Regions from separate parts of the Mus musculus genome. Here region 2 is linked to region 1. The links are chromatin loops, found by intact Hi-C in ENCODE. Cell type or tissue: heart. All regions are shown on one strand. Each heading gives the region's core, and the rest is flanking DNA. Links, peaks and the distances in the headings are about the cores only.

What was found. Peaks named below come from ENCODE experiments on the same cell type or tissue, not always from the same donor. Only the 100,000 strongest peaks of a DNase experiment are listed, where the experiment ranks them.
Region 2: it touches region 1 in a loop (2.0-fold over the local background); 10 of 42 quality-filtered maps call a loop at or near these places.

The regions. Positions count from the first base shown.
Region 1 is chr5:138,436,855-138,447,204 of GRCm38, forward strand. It overlaps Zfp157 (zinc finger protein 157), which reads left to right and starts at 4,622. Exons shown (of 5, transcript NM_028130.3): 1 at 4,622-4,775; 2 at 7,898-8,024. The coding sequence starts at 4,773. In heart, for the core only: no CTCF peak of the experiment used is centred there; a DNase peak (open chromatin) is centred at 4,597; H3K4me3 peaks cover 2,509 bases; H3K27ac peaks cover 1,426 bases.
Region 2 is chr5:138,273,073-138,283,422 of GRCm38, forward strand. Gpc2 (glypican 2 (cerebroglycan)) reads right to left here and starts at 6,865. Exons shown (of 10, transcript NM_172412.2): 1 at 6,577-6,865; 2 at 5,767-5,925; 3 at 5,143-5,465; 4 at 4,335-4,415; 5 at 3,512-3,674; 6 at 3,136-3,266; 7 at 2,857-3,003; 8 at 2,635-2,774; 9 at 2,383-2,552; 10 at 588-1,497. The coding sequence starts at 6,742. The coding sequence ends at 1,238. It overlaps Stag3 (stromal antigen 3), which reads left to right and starts at 7,437. Exons shown (of 34, transcript NM_016964.2): 1 at 7,437-7,582; 2 at 8,793-8,966; 3 at 9,547-9,643; 4 at 9,961-10,080. The coding sequence starts at 8,803. In heart, for the core only: no CTCF peak of the experiment used is centred there; a DNase peak (open chromatin) is centred at 7,099; H3K4me3 peaks cover 2,952 bases; H3K27ac peaks cover 1,735 bases; H3K27me3 peaks cover 348 bases.

The DNA.
Region 1 (10,350 bases), core at 1,186-9,185:
CCCCATTCTCCCATGTTCCACTGCCTCCAGATCCATGACAGTTAGATGATCTTGGTGTTGGGTTTCTATAGGTGTGCAGTCTCAGGCTACAGTCATCTGGAAGCCATGGTTGATACTTTCAGTACAAACTATCAGCATCCATTCTCAGATGAGAAGGCTTTACCATTGCCCTCTGCCTGACCCCTTGCCATGTCCATGGGTCTGAAGCACTGATGTCCTTAACATGGCTGTGCTCATATCAACAATACGGACTCACTCAGACTTCATCGGTTTCCCACAATGGAGGATTTAGTTGTCTCATCTTCTGTGATAAGGAATGAGCCCCAGCTCTTAGAGATTTTCGCAGAGAACAGGAGCTCTGAGCTCAGATTCAATTCTTAGCCTTTGGACATTTATTTATTTATTTATTTATTTATTTATTTATTTATTTTATTTATTTTTGCCAATGCTATGTGTTTTGCTGTACCACGAGACTGAGAATTCTGAGCCATGGCAACAAATCATTGGCTCTTCATAGCCTTTTCCTCACCACTGGTCATAGTGTTCTGAAAGCGCTGAGGAACTCAGGCAAAAATCCCAACTCCCTTTCCACTCATATAGTCTGACACTTCAAGGGCTACTCCTGTCTTTTATTCCCTCAGTGTAAGAAAATTGAGGTTTCTGTAGTGAGTAAATATACTACCTAATGATAACCTCTAAAGCTCATTGACATCAGCAGAGACTTCTGTGCAAACAAGGAAGTGTCTCAGCTGAATGAAGCCCTTTGCTCACCCCCCAACCCCAAACCTGGTAATTAGAGCACCTGCTAGCAGATTCCACAGTTAGTGGATGTCTTAGTCAATGTTCGATTTCTGTGAAGAGTTACCATGGCCTCAGCAACTCTTATACAAGAAAGCATTTAGTTGGGGATGACTTACAATTTCAGAAGTTTAACTTCATTGTTGTTGCGGGAGAGGGGAACATAGCAGTATGCAGACAGACGTGTACTGGAGAAGTGTTTGAGAGTTCTACATGATCTGTAGGCAGCTGGAAGAGAGCCACAGGACCTGGTGTTAAACACAGGTACTGGACTCATGCACATGCTGGGAAAGGCTTTTCCTTTGACCCCCCCTACCCCAAATAAATATTGTGTTGTGCTGAGTTAAAATAATCTTCATTTTTCCTTTAAGTGTATGGAAAAAGTTTCCTTTGTCCTAATTTCTTCCCTCTTCCCTCTTTTCTTTCCTGTCCTGTTCTCACTGTGAAGCCCAGGATGAGCTAGAACTTTGAGTTCTCCTTACTCACTCTCCACAGTACTGGGACTATAGCTGTGAACCATCACCCTCAGCAATAATCAAAACTTACTGTGGTAATCTGAATGCTAATGGGCAGCACTGCTTGGAGAGGTGGTGAAACATTTGGGACATTGAACCTTGCTAGAGGAAGTATGCCACTGGGGGGCTAATTGTGACAGTTTATACCTTCTCCTTATTTCCAGTTTTCCCTCTTTATAAGCTGCTCATGCTTTGAGTGATGGTATCATCTCTAAGTGTTGTGCTCTGGCCACCTGCTCCCCTGCTTCCTCCACCATTATAGACTCTCCCTCTGGAATTGTGAGCCAAAATAAATTTTTCTCCCATAAGTTGCTTTTGGTCATGCTTTTATATATAATTGCTTTTTATCATGACAACAAAAAAGTAACTAATACAATTATTGAACATAATACTATAGGGCAGTGGTAGACGGTTTATATGTGTAATAAATTGAGAAAAGTGATTAATGAAAAATATTTCTCAGTTTTGGATTGTGGTCAAAATGTTCAGGTACTAAAGGCATAAGCCAGTGGTATGATATGCTCATAGCATGCAAGAGGGTTTGGTTCAGTCTCCACTTGTTCTGAATTTGAATCCCAGTACTCCCAGTTAATAGCTGAATAATCCTGGACAAGCAGTTTGCCCTGTATAAGTGACAATCCCTTCACCTATGCAATGACTTAAAATATGTGCCTCACAGGATGGCTGTGAGGGTGAGATGTGTTAACCACTGTCAGCACAGATCTGGTAGAGTGCAAGTTCTCAATGCAGCATCAACTACAGTAGGGAACTACTGTAATCTTAGCACTTGGGTGGCAGATGCAGGAAGAATAGGAATCCAAGGCTATCCTGAGTTACATAGGGAGAACATGTTTTTAAAACAAAACAAGGAAGACTGGGTAGTTTTCAGGCATAGAGCACTCACCTACCGTGTATAAGACCATCTCTTATATCCCATTTACCACAAAGCAAAAAAAAAAAAAAATCAATCAATCAAACAAAGCACTCCAAAGAACAAATAAACACAAACACTTCCATAAAGCTAAACAAAATAATCTCTCAACATGTGGAGACATCGCATTAAGTTGAGTAATCATTAATACAAGGCACAGGAGTGGCTGGACACTGAGTATGCTGCTCTGATCTCCTCTCAATAAAGAATTAATGATGCAGCTGCTAAAAGTGTACAGAATATCTGCTGTGGCTGATCCAGTTGTGGATAGGAAGGTCCTGATGTTTCCATCGATGCCATCTGTCACAGCCTGATGGTATCTCCACCCAATTAATCCTGCTGTTTCTTTCCCTGGGTATTACACCTCATCAATCTTTAGTCCCCTTAGTATCGTATAAGTGACTTATATTCGGGGGAGAAAACAAACCACATGGCTTTTAAAGTCTCTGCACTTCCTCCTATGAAACTATTCTTTATTCCTATGATTTCCACACTTTGGGTCCTCTCGCCATGGCAGTGAGGATTAAATTGTGGTGGTTGGCACAGTTGCCTGGCAGAACAGAGTGTCTACATAGCATGGTCTGCTCCTGCTTAACAATCTAGGGTCCTGGCACCAGATAGAATTGTTCTCTTCCCTGCTAGGATCTGGCAATGTGTTGTCCCCAGTACCTTACCTCTTCAGTACCCATGCCCCTAATGGATGCTCTTACACACACTCCTCTAGTTAAACTCTGGGAGGATGGCAAGATGGCTCATCAAGTAAAAACACTGCTGCCAAACTAGGTGACTTAAGTTTGATTTTTGGGACTCACAATGTCTAGCAAACTGTCCTGGGACTTTCATACTCAAGCCCATGCAAACACATATAAATACATAAATTTAAACTCATTGATATATGTGGTGGTTTGAATAAAAATGGTCCCCATAGGCTCATATCATATATCTGAATGATGAATCATGAGGGAGTGACACAACTTAGAAGAATTAGGAGGTGTGACCTTGTTGGGGGTAGATGTACCCTTGCTGGAAGAAGTGTGCCACTAGCAATGAGCTTTGAGATTTCAGAGCCCAAGACAGACCCAGTGTCTCTCTCCCTGCTGTCTGCAGATCTGGATGTAGAACTCTCAGCTACTTCTCCAGCACATTTCTGTCTGTGTGCCACCATGCTCCTTACCTTGAGAGTCATAGACTAAATGGCCGAAACTGTAAGCAAGCCCCCGTTAAATGCTTTCTTTTTTAAAAGCCATTGCCTTGGTTATGGTGTCTCTTCACAGCAAAAGAACACTGACTGAGATAATATACCAAGCTATGCTTGAATGAATCTGATTTTTTTTTTTTGTTCTGTTGCTTTTGTTCAATCTGGGGAGAATAGAAGTTTGTTCAAAAATAATTAGTAAGGAATTTAAGAAACCACTACGAAGTAATCCTTGACAGCTATTGTCTTGGGGGACTGGAGTCATACTGAATTACTCTGGAAAGCATTTTAACCGTATTAATGCCTGGGTTCTAGATCCTGGACTCTGATTTCACTGGTTCTTTATTCCACTGGAAACCTTTGCTATGATGTCAGAAGTTACAATCACAAGTTCTATGGTTTGTGATGCCTGAACTATGCATGATATCCATGTATGCTGTGAGGCTTTGCCTAGCTAAAATCAAAGAACAAATTCAAGACATGATCCCTTGTTCGGCTACATTGTTACAAGAGAAAATGTATTCCTTGCATACACATCTGTATGAATGTCCCTAGCTTTCTTGGGAAGGTGACCTAATAACAGAGATTTGATTATTGTTTATGTTGGAAATAGAAAAAAAAAAAAAAGAAAGAAAGAAAGAAAGAAAGAAAGAAAGAAAGAAAGAAAGAAAGAAAGAAAGAAACCAGTAGGCCTCTGTTTGTGCTGGGATTAAAGACCAAGGAATGGAAATATTTTGCATGTATGTGGGATGCATTATACATGTTTTCAAATATTTCTTAAGGTAAACAATGAAAAGCATCCATAGCAGCATTGGTTTCCTAAATGGTAGTTTTTAAAATCAAATCCAAATGTTTGTTTTGATTGTTTTAAGTGAATACTTAAATTTGTTCTTGGAATACATAGGGCACGAACAATGTATATAGATTTATATACAATTCACACATTTTCAGATACTTTATTTACAAGGTTAAGTGAAAACAAAAAGGAAGGAGGTTCTGTCACAGGAAGCCCTGCCTTAATTTACCCATGAAAGCAAGGCCTTGTCAATTCTGGCTTCATCCACCCCTGGGTTGAAGCGTGAACTGTCACTCAGGGTGGACCTGAAGCGCTACCCTATCAGACACAATAGACTGAAGGCTACCCAATCAGACACACGGTCGGAAGGGAGGAGGCGGGCCTTGCGTACGTTGTTGCTGACCCCGCCATCTTGGCATCTGTGGCCGCTTTCTTCTCCCAGCTCTGTGTTCTGGATTGCACCTAGTGTCTGTCGCCGTGTGACTCGCTGGTACCTGGACACCCAGCGCGAGGCGGGGCGCTCACCTGAGTCCCGAAATGGTGCGTTTACCCACGACAAGGCCCCTAGCCCCGCGTCCCGCATCGGGGTCGCTTGTGCCCCTGCTGCCTGCGCTGTGGCCAGGCTGAGCTGGCTGCTGCAGCTCGGGGGTCTTGTCGCGTCCGCGTGATTCCCATGACCAGGGCTGCTATGGATGCCTCCTAGGTGGGGACACCGGGACTGCGGGACTTATGACTGCCCAAGCGCGGCCGGGAGTTTGTCGGCCGCCTCCAGATCTGGTAGGACTTTGACCAGCATGGGGGATTGCTGCCTTCTTGGTCTCTGGGCCCTCAAGGCCATCGGCCTCCCCAGGATTTTTCTGCAGCCGGCGCCCCGCCCCGTCTCTTCATCTTGCATCTCCACGTTTGTCCCTGGCTTCTCAAGTCACAATCTTGTGATGTTTCTATCTCAGAACCTCTATGGAAGCCCGTGAGCATGACCTTCCCCGCCCACTTCCTCACCTCTCAACCCATCTCAGCCCATCACGTTTTGTTCATGAGCCCGGTCCTTCAAGTCCCGGGAGTCCCTGAGTGACCCGGAGTAGGTACTTCTTCTCCTCTCTGCTGTTTCCTTCACTCTCCCTCTGTCTTCTGCCTCTGGCTCTCTATTTCTAGGGATGGAGTCTAGGAATTCATTTATGCAAGGTAGTGCTCTGCCCTAAGCCAGTTAGTTACTTGTCCTTTTTTTTTTCCTTTCACGATTTTAGCATTTATATATTAATGGTACACCGTAGTGACTTTCATTTCATTACATCTTATATCTATGTGTAATGTTGTATTTTCTTCTACCTAACCTCTGTTATCCTCCCGGTCCTTTTCCTACTCCCTCAGATTCTCTTCCTCTTTTCCAGTACTTCCCCTTAGTATTAGTTTTTTTTTTTTTTTTAAATGACCCCCCCGACTTCTACATAGGAAGAAGGTTAGTTACAGGAGCATGGGCCCCACCATTGTCTATACTACTATACTACGGAATAAAGAGGCTCTCCTGAGCCTCTCCCTATGCAACCATTAACTGCCTATACATCCTCAAGGAGAAATGGGGCCTTGTGAGCCTCTTCCTGTTCTTCACAATTTCACTTCATTTACAGATTTTTATTTATGTGTTTTTTAGCTTCCTAATTTTTTTACAGTTTGTTTGCTTATTTATTTATTTATTTTAGACATAGTTTTAACTGCAGCACGAGTTGGCTTTGAACTTAACCATTCTCCTCCCTGAGCTGGGAACACAGGCCAACCTTTCGTACTTGTTGGCAGGAGCCCAGGTCCTAGTTGTCCTTCCTTTACCTCTCCCCACCTGTGCAACTTGGGGATCAGGGGCAACCCTGAATGCTTCTCTTCTGGTGGGGTCCTGGCACACAGGCATAGCTTATGTAGCACAGTATGGTGCTGGGGGAATTAAAACGCAGGTAGCAAAAAAAGGACTAGAGTCAGAGGAGAAGACATGAGAGACAGCACACAGCAAGACCTGCAGACATTAAAGGGAGGGGAACCAGCCAGGTGCTTAGGGACATCCCTGGCTCATGTGCTCTGGAATAAGAGAGGTGGGGTAGAGAGGCAGGCTCTGTAAGTCCCGTTTTGGAATTTGGCCGTATAGCACTGGGCTTTCCAGATATTCCTTGGGTACTGGTCTGGTTCCTGGGTGGTGAAGGAGGAAAGTTAGGAGACTCTGGGTGCAGGAAATGGGGACTGCACCCTAAACCTGAGCACTTCACATATCAGTCTCAGTTCTCTTTATGTGTGCCCCTTTTGTGTCTGTAAAAATCTGTCCCTGCATCCTTTGCCTCCTTCTGTGCCTTGTTTGTGAGATTTATTTGTTCTTTGTATCTGAGTTTTCATATAGGACCTCACAGTGTAGCCTAGTCTGGTCTCAAAGCGTATGCTGACCCTCCAGCCATAGCCTTGTGATCCTTGGGGATTTTTTCGACACAAGCCATCGTATCCATCTCCATGCCTTAGACATCATCATGTCTCTATCTCTGTGTCTTTGGTGAGTCTCAGCCTCTGAAAGAGCCCTGCTCTGGAAGGTAGTTTGTCTGACTTGATCCCACTCAGAAGGATTTAATGTGGGATTCCAAGAACAGCCATGCATGGAGGCTTCACCTCTTCCTTCTTTCTTCACTCTGGATGTCTCAATCCATGTTCTAGTAAGGTGAGACAGGGAGACCTAGATAGGTTCAAATCTCGCCTCTGAGCCAGGAGGTGGCCTGGTGGTGCAGGCCAATATATATATATACATACATACAGATAGATAGATAGATAGATAGATAGATAGATAGAGATATAGATTGCAAATTTGAGGACTGTAAAGTGAGTTCATGGTGGGTTTGGGCAATTTAGTGAAACCTAACCTTAAAGAAAAAGATACAAACCAGTTCAGTAATTTGTGTGTGTGACACGTGTGGTATGTTCCATTCCCAACCCTTGGGGCAAATTTGTTACAATTTAGACTGTACAAAGCTTCTAAATGAACTGATAACTTCTAAGACTAGATAGCAGTCTGTCTTGTCACCCTTGTCTGTATTATTGCTGGATTTTAGACAGTTGTTTTTCTAGACCTAGCTCCCTAGCACATTTGCATATGCCAGATTGCTTTGTTCATAGATCTTGGGAGTTTAGCATATATTCCCACAAGTAGATGCAATCTAAAACTGAGGTTCAGTGAGTGCAGACTGTGGTCATAAGTGTAAAATTATCAATACCAATCCAGGGTTTCTATCTTATCTTGATCATTCAGTTCTCGGATAAAAGACACACAACTTTTATTATTTACAATAAGCCTGAAACAGCACATGAGCTGGGCAGATATCTACCCTCTATGCTATTTGAATCTACTTTCTTATAGATAACCCTAAGTTATTGCTTACTATGTTTCATTTAGGCTGCTCTTAAATCCAATTGGCCAGTCCTCAGGGCAATGTTTTCATGAAGTCACCTCTTCCGCCTTACCATCTTCTGGCTATGTGCTCATAGTTCATCTCCCCTCATGGCAGTTTCCTCTCTTCCTTCTCCCCTTGGTCTCTCCTCCTTCATCCAGGTCACTCCAAACCCACCTACCTCTAATCCAGGGAAGTGAACTCTATTTCCAGGGCTAAGACCTTGGGTTAACGAGCAGTGTGTCGTTGCAGGGGTTGGTGTCATTTGAAGACGTAGCAGTGGACTTCACTTGGCAGGAATGGCAGGAGCTGGATGCTGCTCAGAGGACCCTCTACAGGGACGTGATGCTGGAGAACTATAGCAGCCTGGTATCCTTGGGTGAGTCTCATTCCCTGGCAGCTCTCAGCAATTACTTTCCTCTTGGCTGAGAACTGTTGGTATTATCGCAAACTTTTAATATAACACTAAGTTGCTCATATTTTAGCTTGCCTGTGTTGATGCCGTACATACATAAAGAACTGTGTGGCTTGGGAAATACTCTAGATAATATATGATTATCTGATGAAGCCAGGCAGCAAGTCTGCCAGCTTAGACACAACCTGTTTGTGATAGGAACATTTAAATTCTCTCTGATAGCTACTTTGAAAGATTGATTTAATTGTTGTCAAATATATTTATTACCGTATATAGAATGTAAATTCTGTGTCCCTTGCCTGTGTACTTGGAGCAAATACTAACCACCCCTCTCTACCTCCCCACACCCGCCATGTCTGCTCTTGGAACTGCCATTTTCTCTATTTCTTTGAGGTCACCTTGAACTTGCAAATGTAGTGAGGGCATGCAGGATTTTGATTTTTTGTGACAGACATAGTTCATTTACTTTGTCTTTGTTGTAAGATATCATCTGTTTACCCCACCCAAGAAAATATCCATTTCTTCCAATCTGGTGAACCAGAGAGTGTATTTGTTGTAGTCAGATAAAGTGACTCTCAGACAGTGGTAGCCCTGAAGACACCGCCTCTTACTCAGTTTTGCCCTCTACGGCACATGTACTTGGGCAGAAGGGGTCTGAGTCGCTCTCTTGAGCATCCGGTCCATCCGAATCCATTTCAAATCCCCAGCATAACCCTGAATAGGTATGGTTTTGCTTGGGGCTGTTCAGTCTCTTCCAGTGGTTTCTGTGTCTCTTTTGGCGGCCATTTCCTACGTCTCTTTGGAATGAGGTTTGAAGGTAGATACTAAGAGCTACATGTTTGTGCTTTCCGATCAAGATGCTTTGCTACTTTGGGGTCTCTGGAGCTTTTATATTATGTTTAAGGCATTGTTTGGGACAGTGTTTTTCTGTTTATGTAGAGAAGTATGTATATTTTACTGAAGGTAGATACTAAGAGCTACATGTTTGTGCTTTCCGATCAAGATGCTTTGCTACTTTGGGGTCTCTGGAGCTTTTATATTATGTTTAAGGCATTGTTTGGGACAGTGTTTTTCTGTTTATGTGGAGAAGTATGTCTATTTTACTATGAGGATATTATTGAATCTGCAAACCACTTTGAAAGTGTGGGAACTTTTTCCTTCAGTATTACTTCCAATTTGTTAACATGGAATATGGTGACTTATATTCTGTGTCTTACCCTGGGTATCTCCCGAATCCATGTATCATGGAGTCTCTGCAGGGTTTGGCACATCTTCTCCCACTGAGGACAGACAACGCAGCTCTGTTGGGGAACAGATTTCACAGTTAGGCAACAGCTTTAGGGATAGTCTTCCTGCTATTGTTGGGAGACCCTCATGGAGACTGAAATGCACATCTGCCACTTATGTTCCCGGGGTCTTGGTCCAGCCTATGTATGCCCTTTGGTTGGTGGCTCAGTCTCTGAGAGTTCCCAATGATTCAGGTTAGTTAACTATGCTGCTCTTTCTGTGGAGTTCATATCCCCTTCAGAGCCTTCAGTCCTTCCCCAACTCTTCCATAAGATTCCTCTACCTCTGTCCAGTGTTTGGCTGTGGGTATCTACTTCTGTTTCAGTCAGCTGCTCTGATGATTTCATACACGCACGCAGTGTGTTTTCAGCTTTACGTCTGTTATCCTCCTGCAGCCTCCTGATCTCACTGCGCACGCTCGTCTTTCCAGTCCCTGTCTGCCTTCTCTCCTTTTATGTTGTGTTCTTTTTTTCCTCACTGAATTTGATTCTTTGCATGAACATGGGATGTGGTGGGTTAACTCTTGAACTGTGGGCTTTTTTTTCTCTTGGTTTTCTGAGCCACAGTTTCCCAGGGTGCCTTGAACTTGCTTTATAGTGCAAAGTATTTCCAAACTTATAAACAGTCCTCCTGTCACAGCATATCGCATCCTGGGATTTTTCCATTTGGTAAAGGGGAGGGTGTGACCTCTTTTAACTTCTCAGTGTTTGGCAATTTCAGACTGGTATTAGACTCCTTGGTTATACAGTAGAGCTGGGGACATAGCTCAGAGATGACCTGCCAAGCATATTCAAGCCTGTAAATTCAACCCCTAGAACCACAGAATGAAATAAACAATAAATAAATATTAAAATTATTGAACCTTTTAAGATTCCTTTAATTTTTTTAGCTTTTAAATTTCTTTATTAAAAATAGATTTTTAATATACTATATTCTGATTATGATTCCCCCTCTCCCAACTACTCCCAGATCCTCCCCACCCAAATCTACACCCTTTCATGCT
Region 2 (10,350 bases), core at 2,351-10,350, 160 kb before region 1:
AGAGAGACAGAGAGGCTGCCAAGAAGAGCAGCTCTTGCCCTGAAGGCAGGAGCAGTGGTGTGTAATCTAAGGAGGCCTGGTGTTCTGCACATTTTACAGGGACTTCCTCATGTAATTTGTTTGATCTCCAAATTGTTTTTTAATATATTAAGATACTCAGACCTCAGGCTTGGGAAATACGGGGTTGTTCTTTAGAGCTGCTTGCTCCCAAGTGACAGACTCCAAGAGGCAAGAAGCAGGTAGAAATTGGGCCAGTTACAGATGCCCAGGGAAACATAGACTGGAGGAAAAGCACTTGTTGCACACGCGTGCGGACCCAAGTTCAGATCCCTTATAGCCATGTAAAGACACTGGGCTCGGTCACAAGCACATCTTCCCTGTGATTCCAGTGATATGGGAGGATAAAAGGATCACTGGAGCGTTCTGGCTGCCAGCCTAGCATCCGCTTTAGCCAGAATGCCAGTCTCTCCAGGGAATAAGGCAGAGAGATATAGCAAAACACGTCCTCCTCTGGTCTCTGGGAGTGTGTGCGGGCACGCAAACACACACACACACACACACATACACACACAGAGAGCCATACACGTGGTCCAATAAATTCTTTATTTACCAATAGACACTGATATGAACACTGAAATATGAAGTGGAAGTTTGTGATGGATGTGGATGGCAAAGGTCGCTAGATGGGTCCCTCCCCCCGCCCCATACTTAAGAAGCAGATGATTTTAAAAGAGGCAACAAAACTCAGGTTCTACCCTCCTTCCTGTTCTACTGTCAGCACCTAGCTTTATTAGTCCCTAACTCTCAATCCTCCTGCCTCAGCATCCCAAAGAATAATGGGTTTACAGGCAAGTGACATCACTCTCAGCTAGTTTATGTGTCCATTTTCAATACCAGGTACCCCCATGCCAATAGTACCATTCCTCCCCACTTTCAAGTTCCTTCAACCCCGTGTCCCACCCCCCACCCCATCAGTGAGCCCAAAGATTTAAAAGAGCTGAACCATCCTTCCTAAATAAATATCCCCAGTTCCCAAATGAAAAAATAAATATTATGAAACCCATCTACCTCCCACCCCATTAATTGGAAACTCCTGGATTTGGGGCCCCAGCCATTCACCCACAAAGTCCCTTTCTGCCCTCTCTGTAGCCCCCTTCCACTCCTCCTCATGCCTGGCTGAGGGAGGTGGAAGAAAAAGAGCCACTAAGCCTTTTGATGCTAGGGCGCCCCTCCCTCGTTATCGAAGTACAAGCAGGGTCAGGGCTGAGGGAAGGAGGAGGAGGACAAGTGGGGTATGGAGGCCAACAGATGACCCCAGATTCCTGCTTCGGCCCTGGTTGTATCTGGCACTGCCACTTCCTCCTCTCACTCCAAGACCGTCCCTTCGAGGAGGACGAGGTGGCCTTGGAGGCCTGGCTGGGGGAACCACAGGCACTGCCCCAGCTTTCCAGTCGTCTGCATACTGCTGTCCCCCTCCAGAGCCACTGGCATCTTCATCTGTGTAGATGGAGAGGATCAGAGGTAGATGGTAGGAAGGAAGAGCAAGAGATTTCAAATGGAAACTGAGATAAACCATAAGCACATTTTCATATATATGCGTGAAAATGTCAAAATGAAATCTATTACTTTGTATAGTTAATATAAAAAAAGGAGATTCAGAGAGGCAAGAGAAGGACACACAACTGTGAGCGGTGACAGGAATACCAGGAAGGAAACGCATAATCACACACCAGACAAGGAGATGGGAGAAGGCAAGGAGACTGGAAAAGACAGAGCAGAAGAAAAAAAAAAAAAGAGTCGATGGGGATGGCAAGCAGACAAGAAGCCAGAAAACAAAGGTAGAGAAAGGGGGATGGGGAGGGAGGAGGAGTTGGGAGCCAACCTAAGAAAAGTTGGATGTGCTTGGTTCTCTTTTTGGTTAATTTCACGGGTGGGGGTGGGGTGGAGGTGGGGCAGCCCAGTGACAGCACAGCTAGCTTCCCTGCCCCCAGTTCTTTACAATAAGTTTCCTCAGTGTTCTCTGTAGGAATGTTTGTGTCTCCCACCACAGTCAAGGATGGAGACCTTTGAGACAGGCACTTAAGGCTTAAGTGAATAGAAAAGAATGAAGCTAATTAATGTGGGGCGGGGATGAGGGGTGGAAGGGTGGCTAGTGGGGCAATGTGTGGGCCTCGAAGGGGGATGGGCAGGAGTGGAAGCACAGTTGGGGTGGTGTCAAGGAGCAATGGGAAGTTCCAAGAGCAAGATGAGACTTGAGAGGCAATGGGCTGGGCTCCAGAGCTGGCTCATAGCAGTCAGATGGAGGTTAGTGGGCGGGACTTGGGAAGCAATGGACCAGGGCCTGGGTCAAGGGGCCTTGCAGAGTGAGTTTCTGAGCCTCACCCGCATCATGCATGTCAAGATCCTGACCCAGCGCAGCCGCCTTCATTCGAGCAGTAGCTGCTCGGAGATGTAGCCTCCGCCTCCGCGTCGGGACATCGGGACTCGAAGTATCCAACTCCGGGTTGTGGAGCTGCTCATTCAAGGAGCCCACGACCACAGGCGACATATACCTGAGAGCACAGCACCCCGAGGGCTCCGGCTGCAGCCTTCCCTCCTTCCAGACTCCCATAGCCGCCTGAGCCCGAGACTCACCGGCCTCTCCCAACTCCAGTCCAGCAGGGTGCCGTCTCCTGTGAGAGATCTGCCGCCATGCGGGAGTCCCCACATACGGTTACAGGCAGTCCAGCCCAGAAGCCCCGTACTCGGCTAAGTCTCTCCCGGAGCTCCCAAACCTGCCCGACAGAAAACAAAGCTGCAGCACTTGTGAGCAGCTGTCTTGCCACACCCACCAGCCCCGGTGGCTCCACTACCAACCAAGCGGTGCAGATTAGTGCCTGCCGCTGTTGTGGGCCGTTCTTCCTCCGCTGAAGCCCTCCACGACCGGCTAGCCTCTTCTCGGGGTGCTGGTGCTCGCCGGCTGCGGGACTGCACGGGATGGGGGGTCCCACATTCCTGAAACACCTATCATACAGGGAAAGACCTCAAGAGCCACTCTGAAGCCAATCAGAGTGTCCCGTCTCGGAAACTACAGTCCTCTATATGCCTTATTGTTTCTGACACCCACACCTCACCTCCATCCTTCCCTCTCTATACCTTCGCTGACACCTTTACACTGTTTTCCTGTAAGTGCATCAAACCTTCTGAGATCTTCACCCCAATGGACTCAGCAGCCAGTTCAAAGGAAAAGGGTCCTTGGAGTTTCTCAGCCAGCAGCAGGAGACCATCTTGAGGGAAGGGGAGAAAGGGGACAGGGGACAGCTCTGATTTAATATGTTCCCACACATCTCACTGGGGCCTTAAAGGAAAGAGCACTTTGTTTGCTTGTAGGTGGGCTGTGTGACTGCATGAGACCACCCCCCCCCACCTTGTGCTTCCCCCAGTTTGGTTTTAGGCCACCCTCTCCTTACTCAAATGGCCCCCAACCTTACTCAGGACTCCCCTCCATCTAGGGCTTCTTGAGGCCCCTCACCCAGATATCCGCCCCATTCAGGCTCCAGTCCCCTACTGCTGAGGCAGCCATGGGCTACATTGAGGCAGAAGCCCCGGCAGGGCATAAGTGAAGGAACTCCCCGACAAAGAGGGCAGCCAATCAGACGCATCAGGGCCTGTCTGCAGCCTTCCAACACTGGTACCTGTGGGTAGAAAATGGGTCTGGGCATCCATGAACACGCAGGCTATTCTTAGCAAACTTGGTGCTGGGCATAGAGAGGTCAAAGATCCGGCCTGACCCACCTCCCCAGGCTATCTGTTGGAAGCTGGATGTGAACAATTGTGGTTGGTGACCCCATGTGGCACCTGGCGATACCACAGGACTGCTGTGGGACTGAGAAGGGGGGTACCTAGAGAAAAGGTTGCTGATTCTGGTTCACGAGAGGGGTTTGACTAGGATGATACTGAGGAGGAGGTGGTAAGGAAAGATTCAGGGCCAAGAGTGAGCTTAGGCTGAGGAGAGAGGAAGGAGGCAGGAGGTGAGGCTGGGGACAGGACCAGTGATGAAGAGAGATCTTCAGTAGCAGGGAGGAAGGAGGGGACATTGAGGGGTTCACTCCAATCTCAAACTGTTATAGAAAGATCAGCAGAAGGCATGTGGGTCACCAGAGGGAGGACCAGAAGTCCCAGGAGATCATGTCAGACACCCCGGGGAGGCCTGACTCTGGCCTTCCTTCCTGATGTCCTCTGGAACACCAGAGCCCAGGAACAGATAAGGAAGGGACAGCTCTAGGCCTCTCCTGCCAGATGGTGCCTGTCTTCTTCACATCCTGGGCTCTGTCCATATTCAGGGCCCCTCTAACCTTAAGTGCTTCGCTGACCACATTTCTTCCAGTCTCCAGACCCTGGACCAAGGCCCGGGCTGCCACCAGTGCCCTGGATATCTGGAGGAAAAGAAGATGAGAAAAAACAAACAAACCCACAAAAATTATCAGTTAGTCAAAACTGGAGTGAGAGACAGAAGGAGGTTGAGTTTGTGGGATTAACTTGGGGAGGGTACACTGTTGGGTGATACAGAGAGGGGGAATTCAATAGGCCCAAAGGAATTGTGGTCTAGAAGGGCTGGGTGTTTGGAAAGAGCTAGTAGGGTAGAATATGTATCAGAACACTGAACCTAAAGTTAGAAGACTGAGGGTGTGAGCTCCTGCATCTCTGCTTATTGGCTTTGAGACTTGCTTGGGAGCCCCATTTTTATCCTCTGTAAAATAAGGATGCTCTCATTTACCTCAAACAATTATGGTGATAATTCAATGTGATACTGTAGGTGAAAATGATTCCCAACTTTGGTGGCCATTCTTATTTCGTTGACCCACGGGAAGTTACCATGTTAGGATTAGAGAGGTGTTGGCAGAAAGTAGCTGAGGGTGGAGGGCCAAGTGTATATATAAAAGTAGGGCAAAGAATGTAGCTAAAGGAGACCAAGGGGTCAGACATAGGTGACCAGGGCTTGAGATGGGGATCACCAAGTCAGAGAAGGCCAAGATAGAGGCCATGAGGTCAGAGGTGACATGGGAACAAAAGGGGGTGATTGTCTTGGAGGTGACAGTTCATACCATTAGAGGTCACTAAGGGTCGGAGGTTGCTGAAGTTCAGGTTGTGGGACCTCCTCACCTGTAGGCGGAGGCGGCGGGGTGAGTCTCCGAAGGGCTGCAGAGAGCCATCAGCAGTTGAAGTAAGCCGAGTAAGACAGAGCAGGAAGTCAGGAGGGAAACTGTATTGTGGGTGCAGCAAAGGGAAGGCTCTCTCCAGGAGCTGTGCCCAGAAATCCGCCAAGGTGTCATCTAACCCCTCGCCAGACTTCTCATAGTAGTCCCGCAGGCCGGAAAACAGGCTATTGAAGATGACGGCGTGCTGGGAATACAGGCGACCATAGGAATGCGAGAAGAGCTGAGCCAAAGAATGCTGGGATATAGACAGCATCTCCCGAAAAAACTCTAACAAAGGTGGAGGGATGAGAAGAGGGAACAGAGACAGGGAGAGCAGGGAAAGGGCAGAGGCAGGAAGGAATGAGGAAAAGAAGAGGCAAAAGAATTAGAAGCTGAGTAAGCTGGCAGACTAGGAACAAGGAAGGGCAGGGTCCTGTAGAGAATGTGGAGTGGGGATGGGAAATAAGCAGGGGATTCTGGGGTGGGTGGTGGTGGCCTAGCTATGACTGCAGGAGGTGGGAATAGGAAACGGGGTGCATAAACACAAAGAGGTGTGAAGCACATCTGGGAACCCCCCAAAGGTCCTCACCATTAAACTTTCTATGCCGGGCAGCCAGTGTGTGAATCAGGAAAGAGCCACTGTCCTCTACCAGGCCACGGAATGTGACTTCAGCATCCCTGATCAACTTCTGCTCTGTCTCACTGGAACAGCAGGTGTACTCCTGAGGACAGACTTGAAGGTGCTCACCTGCGCAGAGGAGACAGGGAGGAGGACTGGATGGCAAGAAGGGATATTAGGAATCTCCTTTCATCCCTCGCCTATCTCTGGGGGCTGATTTTTGTCTTCCACCTGCCCGGTTGCTTTTTCCTTTGTTTGCCCCTTCAGCCCTACCTGAACCCTCTTTTATTGTCCCTCACCCATCTCAGCTTCACTCCTATTTGTAATGGGATCATCTATTGAACAGCTGCTTTGAGGGCCATATTAGTGACCAGAGGGTCTTCAGGTAACCCTCCCCAACACTGCACAACCCACTCCTCCAGGGACTTATGGGACAACTATGGAATGAAGAACGGGATTTGTAGGGGTGGGGCTACTTGGTAAGCAAGAAAGTATTGTCATAGAAGCTCACAGGAATTGCAAGGCGATTTCTGGCTGTTAGAAAGACACTAACGGGTGTGCTAATTACAGAGAAGGGAATTCCTTGGGTGGGGACTGAATGAGAGTTATTATATGAGCAGCAGGTTTATTGTGATCCCGGGAAGGAAGTTACTGGAGAAGAAAGATGCTCAACAGATGAAACAATCATCATAATGGTCACTGAAAGGAAAGAGTTATTGTGAGATGGGGAGGACCCGTCCCCGCCCCTTCCCACCCCGACTCTTCCCTCTTTCTTCTCACCTGAGATGAGGGAGGGAGGGATTAGGTTTAAGCTATATCCCCGGGCCCCCAGCACCTGCCGAGTCTCTGCACAACTCCGGACGACCTTTGCCTCACTCCCATGTCCCGGCCCTAGACCCGGACACAGATGGAGCAGCAAAAGCAGGAGAGGTCGCAGCGCAGACATAGGTGCTCTCCTCCCTGGGACGGGGCAAAGTGGGTCCTAAGGAGGAAAGAAGAGTCCGCGGAACTCTAGAACCCCGTTCTCGGCCGCGGGACGTCTCGAAGAAAAGAATAGGAGCGTGTCCCCTAAAACTGAACAACCCCAGCACCGTAGCAGGACCAGGAGGCATCTGCGGAGACAATGGGAGCCGGGGAGCGGGACAGGGGGCGGGGCCCGAAGCGGTAGCCCGCCAATGATAAGAAGAAGCCGGCCCCAGGGGCGGGGACAGGGTAGCCGTGAAGCCAATGTGGAACGGCAACTCGGCAGGGGCGGAACACGGCCCGCACGGCGGAGGCTGGCAGGGGTAGGGGTTGTGGTCTTGAGAAGGGGCGTGGTATTTTGCTCGAAAGGCGGGGTTTGGGTGAAACTGAGCCAATTGCAATTGAAGAGCCGGACTGAAGGCAGCAGCAAACGCTCAGCCAATGGAAGGGGACATAGGAGTAAAGGAGGCGTGACCAGGATGGAGCGACTCCGCACGCGCTGGAGCCCACGTGACAGGACTGCACAGCTACATGCCTGGCGGCTGCTCGAAGCCAAGCGCGCTGAGAGGCAGGAACGTGGTTAGCACGAGCTCGCGCTGCGCCAAGTCTCGCGACACTTCTCAGCCGCGCGAAGACCAGTTAATCTCGCGCCTGCGCACGGCTTATCCCGTGCCTTCCCGCGTTTTTTTCTAAGGCTTAACCGCCCGCCACCAGAGGAAGAAGAGCAGCTGCGGCGGGCGTCTCGCGACCGAGGTGGGATGTCCACTGAGACCTGAAAGGACCTCTGAGGTGGTGACCTTTCTTCAGCCGTGTTCATCTAAAGGTCATTCTTCCAAGTTCAAACTGTGAGGTTGCCCCTTTGGACCCATAAATAGGCAGCGTTCCAACCCCCTGTCTCCACTGAGGTCTGTAGCTCTGTCTCGTGTCCGCTATGGAGGCCGGAAACCCTTTTTTTTTTTTTCGAGACAGGGTTTCTCTGTGTAGCCCTGGCTGTCCTGGAACTCACTCTGTAGACCAGGCTGGCCTCAAACTCAGAAATCCACCTGCCTCTGCCTCCCGAGTGCTGGGATTAAAGGCGTGCGCCACCACGCCGGGCCCGGAAACCCCATCTTCTGATTCAGAGAGATAAGCAGCCTCATAAACGGAAGACACCCTGCTCCCTCCTCCCCCACAGCCCAAATAAGCTTGGGGTCAACCTTATGCAGCGCGCTTTCTGGAAGTAGAGAACGCGCTTTACTCGTTGGAATGTTTGTGGCTTAACTCAAATGACACCTCTGCTTCCGGATCACGAATAGCCTCCCATTTCCTGTAGAGTCAGACAATGAGTTTCAGAAATGGAAATCTGAGGTGCTTTGCTGGTTCGGTTTTAGCAGCTGAGCCTCAGCCAGTGTACCCCTCTCTGATTCCTCTAAGAGGGATTTGTGCCAGAAGCTGCTCAGAAACTGCTCTGTGTAAACCCTCTGGCCTTGTTTGTTTACCTATATTGAAGATTGGCCCCAGATCCTCTGGCCTTATTAAATTAATTTACCTATACTGAAGATTGGCCCCAGATCCTCTGGTGTTATTTATTTATTTATTTTAATTAATTTACCTATACTGAAGATTGGACCCAGGTCCTGTGGCCTTAATTTATTTAGCCATACTGAAAGTTGGGTGCTGCCCAGAGTCTTGGAACATCTACTGCTCAGCTATAACCCCCAGGCCTCTTTTTTACTGTTTATTTTGAATAAGGTCTCACTAAGTTGCTCAGGCTACAGGCTACTCTGGAGTTCCAGGCTGACTTTGAATTTGATGAGCAACCTGCCTTAGCCTCCCAGGTAGCTGCAATTACAAGCCTACAGCATCACTCCTAGTTTCAGGTTTCTGTTTGCAAGCCCTTATAGCAGTAGTGACCATAATACCTCGATGTGGTTAGGTTGACTATTGGTTTTGGTGCTCTATCCCATAGTACTGAGACCACATTCTGGGAGAGAAAGATGATGGTCTATAGAGGGATATAGTAGTAGTAGGAACTCTTTCCTTTTTTCCTACAGCTGGATTAACATGCCTACTCTGTGGTCACCTTCTACCCAGCACCATGGCTCTTCCTCAGGCAGTGAGTCTTCCCCACTTCAAAAGTCTGTGAGACGTGCACAGATGGCCTTGTCTCCTTGTTCCTCCTCCATCCTACCCTGTGATGACAGAGACTCACAGGGAACTGCAGAGTGGTGAGTGCCGTTGGTGAGAGGTCTGAACTTGGGAGCTCCTTCTGCATCCCCAGCAGCTTTCCTCTCTGTTGTTTTCTAGCATGGTTGTAGTGTATGTGGGGCCATATGACAGTATCAGAAATGCTGTACTGAAAGCTGGATATGGTGGCACATACCTGTAATCGCAGAATATGGGACGAGGAGGCTGGAGGATAAAGAGGGTTAAGGACAGCTACATAGTGAATTCAAGCTAGCCTGGTCTGCATGAGACTCTGCTCTAAAATTAAATAGAAATAAACCAGTCAAACAGAAATGGAAGGTAGAGTAGGGTAAGGGAGAAGAAAGGGAGGAAGAAATGCTATATGGTTCTAGGAGTTGAATTCTGGTCATCAGGCTTCCTTGTTGAGCCATTTCACCTTCTTTTAGTTCCTCATTTTTCATCTCTAATGCTTTGAAGTGACTTTTCTTGTCCTGTATCTTAAAATTTGAATGTTTTTCCTCATATAGATGTGGCACAGTTAGAGATAAATAGAAATTATAATTAACTCTTTATGTGGCAGGAATGGGATGATGCTTAAGGGAAATCATATTCTCTCTATAGGGATAGTCCCTCAACTAACGAAGACAGCGACTTTGAAGACAGCTTAAGACGAAATGTGAAGAAGAGAGCAGCAAAGCAACCACCCAAAGCTGTTCCAGTGAGTCTGCCATTTTGTTTAATTCAGAATCTACTCTGGGAATTAGCAAAGAAAAACCTGGAAGGGACTCAGGTGATGGAATGGAAGAAGAGAGAATATTAGGATAGAGGTACCAGAATTCTTTTTAAAAAAAGAAAAGGTTAATGATAACAAATCTCACAACATTAAAAAGAGACCAGTTACTTAAGATCTGAAACAATAATGGAAGCATTGCTGTGGAATTGACGACTTAAGGCTACCTAAAGTGATAATGATGAAATCAAATGTTACCATTATTTTTACAGCTTTTGTACAGCTAATATTTTTACATTTAATAGGCAGCAAAACATCGGAAGAAGCAGTCCCGAATAGTATCTAGTGGGAATGGCAAGAATGAATCAGTGCCATCAACCAATTACCTTTTTGATGCTGTGAAAGCTGCTAGAAGTTGCATGCAGGTAAAGAAGTGTTTTACCTCTTCTCTTCTTCCTCTTGATATCAGTAAGAAATTTAACTATATTTAAAAAAGTATATAGTTATGTCCAGAAAATTTTTACAAGTTTATTTATAATTATTACAAAAGTCAAACTGTTGAAACTTGTTTACTGAAATATTTTGATTTGCATTAATGCTTTATCATTTATGTTTATTAAAAATTCACATACAAATGAAAGTAGAAACCCACTACCAGTAACTGATTTCTGTCCCCTAGTTTTCTACTAGTAATT